Linked DNA regions of Homo sapiens: region 1 is linked to region 2. A link is a contact called in ENCODE Hi-C or POLR2A ChIA-PET data. All regions are on one chromosome and are shown on one strand. Each heading gives the region's core, a stretch centred on a gene start or an enhancer-like site at or near the end of the contact. The rest is flanking DNA. Distances are from core to core; before and after follow the strand shown. Region 1 overlaps HIPK1 (homeodomain interacting protein kinase 1). Region 2 holds the start of LRIG2-DT (LRIG2 divergent transcript).

Region 1 (5,488 bases), core at 1,241-3,740, 870 kb before region 2:
TAACAGCTATGGGTGGAACCACCAATATCATCAGTTTTTGTAGTATTTAATTTGAACTGTGGTTTTGTTTACCAAAGAAATAACTGGCCGGGTGCGGTGGCTCATGCCTGTAATACAAGCACTTTGGGAGGCCGAGGAGGCTGGATCACCTGAAGTCAGGAGTTTGAGACCAGCCTGGCCAACATGGTGAAACCCCATCTCTACTAAAAATATAAAAAATCAGCCAGGTGTGGTGGCGGGCACCTGTAATCCCAGCTACTCAGGAGGCTGAGGCAGGAGAATTGCTTGAACCCAGGAGACGGAGGTTGCAGTGAGCTGACACAGTGCCACTGCACTCCAGCCTGGGTGACAGAGTAAGACTCTGTCTCAAAAAAAAAAAAAAAAGAAAAGAAAAGAAGTAACCCTCAAAAGTGATATTCCTGTTGCAGGTGGCTAGAGGCACATATTACTGATGGAATTTCAGAGTTCAGTGAAATCTCAACCATAATGGCATGTTTTCAACACTGCACAAGTTTGACAGGCGCATTAATAAGCTAGTAAGACTACCCAGAAACAACATAAAAGCTTTTCTAAAATTGAAAAGGAACAAAATTTTCTACTCCTAGTGAGCAGAATCATTAATTTCCAAGTTCATGACAATGCCAAAAATAGCTGGCAGGGGGAGCACAACTGGCAATGAGCCAAAATAAAAACTGGGTTTAGAACATTCCAAAGCATCAATTGGAGGGCAGCATATTGATTTTGCTATTCCTACCATACTAGAAAGACATTTTAAAGTCCAAAAGGTAGGTCACAGAGAATGGCCAGGCCACTCTATAACTTTCTTCTTTAAAAGGTAGCGATAACAGGCCAGGCGCGGTGGCTCACGCCTATAATCCTAGCACTGTGGGTGGCCAAGGCACGTGGATGGCCTGAGGTCAGGAGTTCAAGTCCAGCCTGGCCAACATGATGAAACCCAGTCTCTACTAAAAATACAAAAATTAGCTGGGCATGGTGGCAGGCGCCTGTAATCCCAACTACTCCAGAGGCTGAGGCAGGAGAATCGCTTGAACCCGGGGGGCAGAGGTTGCAGTGAGCCAAGATTACGTCAATTCACTCCAGACTGGGCGTAAGAGCGAAACTCCGTCTCAGAAAAAAATAAAAAAGGTAGCAATAATATATGATAACTGTCTCGAGCTTAAAGTTTTCTGGGAAATTAAGGAAAATATCACTTCCACAGCCCCCAAGTCCCATTTAATTAAAAAAAAAAACTGAAGATTAGCTGAAAGTTTTTTCATTTGGTCTCACCCTGCTTTTGGAGTGACAAAAGCAGCTAAGGACTTCCAGCAAAAGCTCAGTCAAAACAGCAACTCTACCGTATCTACCTTATAAAAAGGCAAATAGCAAAAGGAAAAACAAAAAAAGGAAAGCAGTTTAAAAAAAAAAAAAATACGGCCAGAAACGGCGGTTCACACCTATAATCCCAGCACTTTGGGAAGCCAAGGCAGGAGGATCACTTGAGCAGGAGTTTGAGACCAGCCTAGGCAACACAGCAAGACCCAATCTCTACCAAAAAAATTTAAAAAATTAGCCAGGTATGGTGGTGCATGCCTGCAGTTCTAGCTACTCAGGAAGCTGAGGTGGAAGGATCACTTGAGCCCAGGAGGTCAAGGCTGCAGTGAGCCATGATTGCGCCACTGCACTCCAGCCTGAGACCCTGTCTCAAAAACAAACAAAAAAGCAGTAAGGCTGCTTAGTTCACTGAGGGTTTTGTATTATTTGGGCCTATAAATGTTAGACTTACCCAAACTCTACGAAGCAAAAAGACAAGTTATTTTCTACTTTACTGAACAGTAAGGCATCACTAGAGCAGGTTTATCTCTAAGGACTGAATACTTTAAACTGTGAATCCAGATTATAATTATTAGAATTATTTTCATTACATCTTTCCTCTTGGCCTCCTTATTTCTTAATCCCTCAATATAAACTCTACAGACACGTAAAACTCTGGTTCTACCTCATTTGTGTAATAAGGAAACAGAGTTAGATAATTACTCTTCTAGGTCCCTTTCCAGCTGTAACATTCCAACAACTGGGCAGTAAAAAAGGTTATCTACAGAAGCACAGGAAAGTGAAAGAAACTGTTAAAAACTGGCAGTGTTCACTTCAGTAGGAAAATGGCATTAATTGTGCTTTGAACATGGCAAGTCTCCTCTTTGAAGACACATCCCATCCTTAAAAAACAAATACTAAACAGGCTCTGGTTATTACAGCTAAGTGATAGAAACAACAATCCCTGCCTTTTGATTCCCCAACTTCAAACTTCTTTAAGTTGAAAAATTCTTCCAACCAACATTGTTGAGGTTAATTTCACTGGCACCCAGAGCAAGCTAAGGTTAGGATCACTTAACACAAATCACTCTGATTATTTTCATGAACATTTTCGTTTCTTTCTTCCTATCTCAGAGACATCAAACCTACTTACTTACCAATTAGAGAGGTTACATAAAACCTAACTTCCTGCATCAGTGGCTTAGGTGAAACTATATTTTGACTGCCAGAGGAAATTAGATTATTTGTTTGTCTAGGATAAATGGAAGATACGTTTTCCTTCTCTAGACCTTTTCCTTCCGTAAGTAACAAAGTGATTCAGCTTGAAATAAAGGCTGGCTAGTTTGTTCAGTAGGGAAAAACATTCAGCCTGTAAGCATGGCAAACCTTTGTCTCTAAAACTCAAGCCCGAAAGACAGGAGCTTTGCTTGGAGTCTGTGCACATTTACAGTGAGCCAGAGAGTAAAGTATATTATTTCCACTGCCTGAATCATTTAGCCATGCCCAGGGCCAATGGACACAGCAAGTTGGCAAATTTATGTGAGCTGATAATACTGGCATATTATCAGAAAGACAAAGCAAGGTAAACTAAAAAGGTGGGTAAGAGAAGGACTAGCTTTGGAGTCAAAATGCTTCACCAGCCAAACAGATTTCACAGAGGTTTTTTGAAAGACAGAAGGGTGAGGACTTAATGGACTCTAATATGGCAACAAAGCAACATCAAAGAAGCTTAAGAGGACCACTGCGGGTAAAACTAGTGATAAAGAAGGAATGCCTGAGCTGCTGTTCCATCTGCCTTAGGCTCATTATCAAGTATTACTGTGACACAACAGAACACTCATGTTAAATCCTAAACACTGTCAAGCCCTGGGCACTGAACTTCAGTATACAGAGTAATTACTCAGTAATACACAGAATGAACTCCTGTTTTTAAGAGGCAAACTTAGCTCCACTTAAAATTATAGTCAACAACTATATTGCAGTGAATTTAAAGAAAGCTTTGTCGAAGGGTAACTTTGAAGATTTGAAAACCTTAGTTTCTATAAAAAACAAAACCAAAATGAATCAATTGACAGCTTAAATTAAAAGGATAAAAAATACAAAGATCAGCAACCTAACACTGAAAATTATTCAAATGAATTACACATTACAGAAAGCTAAGCAGCCAAATAATTCATTTTATTTTGTATTAACATGCCCCAATTATAACAAAGCCAAATAATTTTTATCTCCTATTGCTCTCCCTTTTTCAATTTAAAAACTACTCTGTTATCACAAGAGAATGCACTTTGTCTTTGACAGGGCAAACAAATAGTTAAAGAACACCTGCAGGCACAGAGTCAAGACAGAAAGGAAGAGCTGATCAGCCCTCTTCCTTCAGCTGTGGTCTGCCTAGTCCCTCCTGAGGACTCAAAATGGGATGCTGCGCTGAATTCTTCAGTGCACCTGTAGAGTATGTTATATATATGTTATGTTGGTGTGGCTGGTGGTGAGACTGCTCAAAGGAGAGCATTAAAAAGCAAATGTAGTTGGAACCTAAATCTCCCAAGGCATAAATAAATAAATGGAGATGACATTCTTAAAGTTAGCCAAGGTTGCCTAGGGCAGCATAAAACCAGAAAACAAAGGCTCTAAGAGTTTATTTACCTTACCTCAAGTAAAAAATACCAGTTTTATAAAACTGTGAAAAGATATAAAGAAATAAGGATGGACTGACTTACTATTAAGCTGTCAATACTACCCAAAGTCATCTACAGATTCATCGCTATCCTTAATAAAAAGCAATTATGGTTTTTGTATAAAATAGAAAAACCCATCCTAAAATTTATATGGACCCTCAAAGACCCCAAATAGCCAAAACAATCTTGAAAAAGAACAAAGTTGGAGGTCTCACACTTCCTGATTTCAAACTTACTACAAAGCTACAATAATCAAAACAATGTGGTACTGGCATAAAGACATATATAGATTAATGGAATAGAGAGCCCAACATTGAAAATGGGAAAGCAATAGAAGATAAGAATTATTTGTATATATGTTCAAATGATTCCAACAAGGGTGCCCAAACCACCCAATGCAGAAAGGACAATCTTCTTAGCAAATGGTGTTTGAAGAACTGAATAGTCACATGCCAAAGAATTACACTGGATTTGTACCTTGGACCATAGACAAAAATCAACAAAGAATCAAAGACCAAAATATAAGAGCTAAAACTATAAAACTCTTAGCAGAAAACATAGGGGAAAATCTGTATGATTTCGACTTAACAGTGACTTCTTGGATATGTCACCAAAAGCACAAGCAACCAAAGAAAAAGTAGACAAACTGCACTTCACCAAAGTTAAAAACTTTTCTGTGTCAAACACTATCAACAGGTAAAAAGGCAACCCAAGGAATAGATGAAAATTAAGTATATAGAGTATACAACTCAACAACAAAAAGCCCAATTCAAGAAATGAGGAAAGGACTTAAATAGACATTTCTCCAAAGAAGATATACAGATGTCGGGCACATAAAAAAATGCCAGGCTGGGCATGGTGGCTCATGTCTGTAATCCCAGCACTTTGGGTTGCCGAGGCGGGCATATCACTTGAGCCTATGAGTTTGAGACCAGCCTGGGCAACACAGTGAAACCCCGTCTCTACTAAAAATACAAAACACTAGTCAGGTGTGGGGGTGCATGCCCGTAGTCTCAGGTACCCGAAAGGCTAAGGTGGGAGGACTGCTTGAGCCTGAGAGGTCATGGCTGCAGTAAGCCATGATTGCACAACTGCACCCCAGCCTGGGTGACAAAGTGGGACTCTGTCTCAAAACAAAACAAAATAAAACAAATGCTCAACATCATTAATCATTAGGGAAATACAAATCAAAACCACAATGAGATACCACTTCACACCCATAAGAATGGCTATTATTGACCGGGCCCGGTGGCTCATGCCTGTAATCCCAGCACTTCATCACGAGGTCAAGAGATCGAGACCATCCCGGCCAACATGGTGAAACCCTGTCTCTACTAAAAATACAAAAATTAGCTGGGCATGGTGGCACCTGTATTCCCAGCTACTCAGGAGGCCAAGCTAGGAGAACTGCTTGAACCTGTGAGGTGGAGGTTGCAGTGAACCGAGATTGTGCCACTGCACTCCAGCCTGGCAACAGAGCAAGACTCCATCTCAAAAAA
Region 2 (5,378 bases), core at 1,291-3,790:
TCTGTGCCAGACTTATTGTTATAATCAGGTAGCTCTTCCAAGAATGTCTTAGAAAAAGGCACTTGCTGCATAACAAAGAGGCTGTGCTAGGTTTAACTGACACTACACTGCACACTGATAGGAGTTTTTAAATTTGGGTCAATAAAACCAGAAGTGACTACAGGTGTCACTACCATGAAAGAGAAAGCATCTTACTACACTGCAGTTCTATGTTTACTAAAAGATTTGATTATTTATGTTAATTTTTTCAATGACTACATGAGGTAGCTTTCTTTCCTATCTGTGCTAACCTATTTGCAAATATATAAATACTTCTTAAACTCCGCAACACCTCTTATTTGTATTCTATTTCCAATAAAAATCCAAGCAGCCTCTCATATTTTAATTGCACTTCAACCTATTTTTTTAGTGATGACTCTTTTTTTTTTTGAGACAGAGTTTCACTCTTGTTGCCCAGGCTGGAGTGCAATGGCACGATCTCGGCTCACTCCAACCTCGCCCTCCCGGGTTCAAGTGATTCTCCTGCCTCAGGGTGTAGCTAGTATTACAGGCACGCGCCACCACACCCAGCTAACTTTGCATTTTTAGTAGAGATGGGGTTTCTCCATGTTGGTCAGGTTGGTCTCGAACTCCCAACCTTAGGTGATCAGCCCGCCTCAGCCTCCCAGAGTGCTGGGATTACAAGCGTGAGCCACCGCACCCGGCCCCTCTTCCTCCCCGACCCTCCCTCCCCCCAGACGGAGTCTCGCTCTGTTTTCAGGCTGGAGTGCAGTGGCGTGATCTCAGCTCACTGCAACCTCCACCTCCCGGGTTCAAGCGATTCTCCTGCCTCAGCCTCCCGAGTAGCTGGGACTACAGGCGCACACCACCACACCCAGCTAATTTTTTTGTATTTTTAGTAGAGACGGGGTTTCACCATGTTGGCCAGGATGGTCTCGATCTCTTGACCTCGTGATCGGCCCGCCTCGGCCTCCCAAAGTGCTGGGATTACAGGCGTGAGCCACCGCGCCTGGCCCATTGATGACTCTTTCTTAACGACTCCATCAGAAATCTGTCAGTTAATAAACGTGCTGCTCAGTTAGTGACGAGAAATAACTGTATGTTAGTGGTTAAGAAGCCCCATAATTGCAGCATTTAATACCTGCTGTTGTTCCTAATACCACCAGGCTGACTCAGACTAAGGAGCCCTCCAAGTTCCACTGTCTAATAAAGACCTGTCAAAGTGAAAACTCAACAGTGGAAACTCCAGAATTCATTCAACCGTTGTACCTGCTTTACCTACATAAATAAGCAGAACTGATTTTTGGGTTCTTTGCCACAAGAAGATGCGCTGAAAACAAAGCATCAAATGGTTCTGCAAAAAATACTCCTCCTCTTTACAGTGAAGTTTAAATTAGATCAAGAATGCTACTTACAAAGATATTCTGAATTACAGGATCTCCTGATTCATCATAATGAACTTTTCAACCCTGTTAAGTATCAAAACTGCAGCACAAAATCAGCCAACATGCGAACTAAGGACTAAAGACAGTTCATAGGTCTTTGGCGATTGTGATTATAAAATCACGTGCCTGAGGACCACTAAGTCTGAGGTACACACCAAATCATGCAGCTCAAGATAAGCAGAAAGCACTGTTCCGTGCTCAACCCACCCCCCGCCCCACCAACCATCCAAAGTCAATGCTGGTGCCCAGGACCCGTGAGTCCTTACCATTAAATATGCCCGCCCCATTTCCTCCCCAGTTGAGGAAATCACAGACTCCTTGGCCCCAAGAATCTTAACCCTCGTCTTCATACAATTCTCCAGAAACCTTAACACCGGCTTTTTTAGGCTCCCACCACCTAAAACAAAGTTCATAAAATCCTGACGGCAGTTTCCTTCAGAGCTTAGGCTCTCGACCACACCCTCCGACCAGGCCTGTCTCCCTCCTGCCTGCCCCCTGTAGAGGGAAGGCTCCCCCTCCTTTTGGTCACTCTGCCTGGCCGCTCTACTCACAGGATAGCGGTGTCGGGGGGCAGCAAGCCCGACAGCGCCCTCCAGCTCGGTGCGGGCAATTTCCTGCGACTGCAGTCCAGGAGAGGAATGCGGCAGGAGCAGGGCGCGGGGCAGAGACCTGCTCCGGCGGCGGGCAACAGGAGGAGAGCGGTCTGGGCAATGAAGAGTAACCGAGAAAGCACTCTAGATCGACACCCCAGCAACTGCTCCTCCGGGACGCCTAGGGGCGCCGGCGCCATTTTCCCCCTCGACCTGGACGTGGCCTAGAAGAGCTGCCTGCTAGAAAAGGAGGATCGGCGGAGAAGCTCAGCAGAGATGCTCGGTGGCTGCACTGTCTCCCGAAGCCCCGGCTGAAGGCTGTACCATCTAAAGGCATGCAAGGAGCAGACGCAGCGCGACAGCGGGGTCGACGGCCTGGGACACACGGCCTGACGGACACCTCTCGTCCGCCCCTCCCCACGGCGCAACGTCCTCACGCACAGGGGCCAGCCAATCGGTGCCATAAGATGAGGTTGCGCCCGGGGCGGAACTCAGTGAGGGGCGGGGCCAGACGCAGCCGAGTATCTTGAGGAGAAGGACTTTAAAGCGTTCAGGGATTTTAGCTGCCGCTGTGGAGTTCCGCCGCTGTTCTTCCGCTGGAGGGCGCAGTAGTTCCTTAAGAGGGAATGGTGCGGCGAATAGCTGTGAGTTCAAAGTCCTGACTACAGGTATATCTACTGTAGTAGAAAAGGATCTTTTATTTGCTCTGGGCTTTAAGAAAGGGGAGTGGCAGAAGGGCTGCCTTCCAAGTCGCACACACGAATGGGTCACGGGAGCTTCTATCCTGGCTTTGGCCAGATCGGCCTCCAGAGCCGAGCTCGAGCCTCTTCTGCCCCCTGCTGCTTGGCTGTAGCCCCTGCTCTTCTGCAAGTAGGCGGCAACTGCCATTTGCATAAGATCAATATCACTCTCTGTTAATGGCCTTGTAAGCTCCTGAAGGCAGAGGCCCTGTTTCTTCATCGGTGCACCTCCACCTTTTGTTCTAGCTTGGAGTTCAATAAATTTTGGTGGGACTGCACCTGCATGTCTATATAAAGGAAATACCCTTCTCTTTGGAGGGATGCTGTCAAGGTCACTCTCAGAAAAGCAAGCGAGACAAGAGGGTGTTGAGCAGTCAACAAAGCAAAGACTGGATGTGAGGAAATTTATTTCTCCTAAAGCAGAGGCTATGGAAAACTTACTAGGAACAGTGAAGTCTGGCCATCTTATGCTCATTCAGCCATCCAAGGTTGTAAATAAGACTTTGAGAATAATAGTGATGGTTCACTTATACGTAGTGAACTTTTCAAAGGGCGTTTGCATCTGTTATCTTGTTTGCTCCTTCAGTGACTGTGACATTGGCAAGACAATTATTGCTGATGATGCAACAAGCCCCAAGAGGTTAAACCAAGTTACTCTTGAGGCAGGGGCAGGTTCGACATTAACATGGGTTTTCTGACATAAATTGAAAATCTGAGCAGGTTAAAAAGAATGATAATGCCTAGGTTAGGGTTCTCATAGAAAGTAACTGAAAGCAATCTTTCCCATGGCAGATTATGGAGTCATAATTATGTTTTTAAAAACCTTTTTCTGTTTTTTTTTTTTAATATTGAAGTATATATTGGAAACAAGGCCATATCCAATGCTACAGTCCAAACCAAACTTTTAAAGCCAAGACAGCGGAATGAAACTTACTCTTAGCCTTCTTCCCTTAGCTGTTGAGCAGACTTAACAAACTCTGGTAAGAAATCCGGCATAGGCAGGAACCTTACAAAAAAAAAAAGGAGGCAGTTTAGTTCCTTTCTACATTATAGTTTCAGAGCTTTCCTATGAAACTATACCAAATGGGGCCATTAGAAATTAATGCTCTCTAACCTGTATCCTCCGCAGTAAGTGGCTCACTGCAATCTCTGCCTGCCGTATTCAAGCGATTCTCCTGCCTCAGCCTGCCTAGTAGCTGGGACTACAGGTGTGCACCACCATGCCCGGCTAATTTTTGTATTTTTAGTAGAGACGGGGTTTTGCCTTTTTGGCCAGGCTGGTCTCGAACTCCTGACCTCAGGTGATCCACCCACCTCGGGCTCTCAAAGTGCTGGGATTACAGGCATGAGCCACTGTGACTGGCCACAAATACACGTTTTTTTTGTTTTTTTTGTTTTTTTTGTTTTTTTTTTGAGACAAAATTTCATTATTGTTGCCCAGGCTGGAGTGCAATGGCACAATCTCGGCTCACCGCAACCTCCGCCTCCTGGATTCAAGCGATTCTCCTGCCTCAGCCTCCTGAGTAGCTGGGATTACAGTCATGCGCCACCACGCCCAGCTAATTTTGTAGTTTTAGTAGAGATGGGGTTTCTCCATGTTGGTCAGGCTGGTCTCGAACTCCCAACCTTAGGTGATCCGCCCGCCTCGGCCTCCCAGAGTGCTGGGATTTCAAGCATGAGCCACCACACCCAGCCGCAAATATGTGTTTTTTTTTTTTTTTTTTAATTTATTTTTTTATTGATAATTCTTGGGTGTTTCTCACAGAGGGGGATTTGGCAGGGTCATGGGACAATAGTGGAGGGAAGGTCAGCAGATAAACAAGTGAACAAAGGTCTCTGGTTTTCCTAGGCAGAGGACCCTGCGGCCTTCCGCAGTGTTTGTGTCCCTGGGTACTTGAGATTAGGGAGTGGTGATGACTCTTAACGAGCATGCTGCCTTCAAGCATCTGTTTAACAAAGCACATCTTGCACCGCCCTTAATCCATTTAACCCTGAGTGGACACAGCACATGTTTCAGAGAGCACAGGGTTGGGGGTAAGGTCACAGATCAACAGGATCCCAAGGCAGAGGAATTTTTCTTAGTGCAGAACAAAATGAAAAGTCTCCCATGTCTACTTCTTTCTACACAGACACGGCAACCATCCGATTTCTCAATCTTTTCCCCACCTTTCCCGCCTTTCTATTCCACAAAGCCGCCATTGTCATCCTGGCCCGTTCTCAATGAGCTGTTGGGCACACCTCCCAGACGGGGTGGTGGCCGGGCAGAGGGGCTCCTCACTTCCCAGTAGGGGCGGCCGGGCAGAGGCGCCCCTCACCTCCCGGACGGGGCGGCTGGCCGGGCAGGGGGGCTGACCCCCCCCACCTCCCTCCCGGACGGGGCGGCTGGCCGGGCGGGGGGCTGACCCCCCAACCTCCCTCCCGGACGGGGCGGCTGGCCGGGCGGGGGGCTGACCCCCCCACCTCCCTCCCGGACGGGGCGGCTGGCCGGGCAGAGGCGCCCCTCACCTCCCGGACGGGGCGGCTGGCCGGGCAGGGGGGCCGACCCCCCCCACCTCCCTCCCGGACGGGGCGGCTGGCCGGGCGGGGGGCCGACCCCCCCACCT

The links. A loop is a pair of places that touch in the nucleus more often than their neighbours do. ChIA-PET counts read pairs that join two places held with the same protein, here RNA polymerase II (POLR2A). Pooled maps may share reads with other maps.
Region 1: a loop to region 2 is called in a pooled map, with 3 times the contacts of the local background. The contact joins the enhancer-like site here to the promoter of LRIG2-DT in region 2. A Hi-C loop is called at or near these places in 1 of 37 single-sample maps with no recorded cell type and 2 of 50 pooled maps. POLR2A ChIA-PET finds 5 or more read pairs at or near these places in 3 of 52 experiments (CD4-positive, alpha-beta T cell, CD4-positive, alpha-beta memory T cell and T-cell).

Annotation. Positions count from the first base shown.
Region 1 is chr1:113,944,497-113,949,984 of GRCh38, reverse strand. The region is part of intron 2 of HIPK1 (homeodomain interacting protein kinase 1); the gene reads right to left. Among named protein-coding and RNA genes, the nearest start is that of HIPK1-AS1, 18 kb to the right of the region's middle. Within about 2 kb of position 2,490, at least 5 of the 41 ENCODE cell types and tissues checked have a DNase peak (open chromatin) inside an H3K27ac peak, as active enhancers do; they include CD4-positive, alpha-beta T cell, where a contact is called at or near this core.
Region 2 is chr1:113,070,264-113,075,641 of GRCh38, reverse strand. It overlaps LRIG2-DT (LRIG2 divergent transcript), which reads left to right and starts at 2,540. Exons shown (of 3, transcript NR_103777.1): 1 at 2,540-2,703. It overlaps LRIG2 (leucine rich repeats and immunoglobulin like domains 2), which reads right to left and starts at 2,444. Exons shown (of 18, transcript NM_014813.3): 1 at 1,997-2,444. The coding sequence starts at 2,235. RefSeq lists enhancers at 1,275-1,324, 1,924-1,983, 1,600-2,131, 2,164-2,473, 2,132-2,665 and 1 more.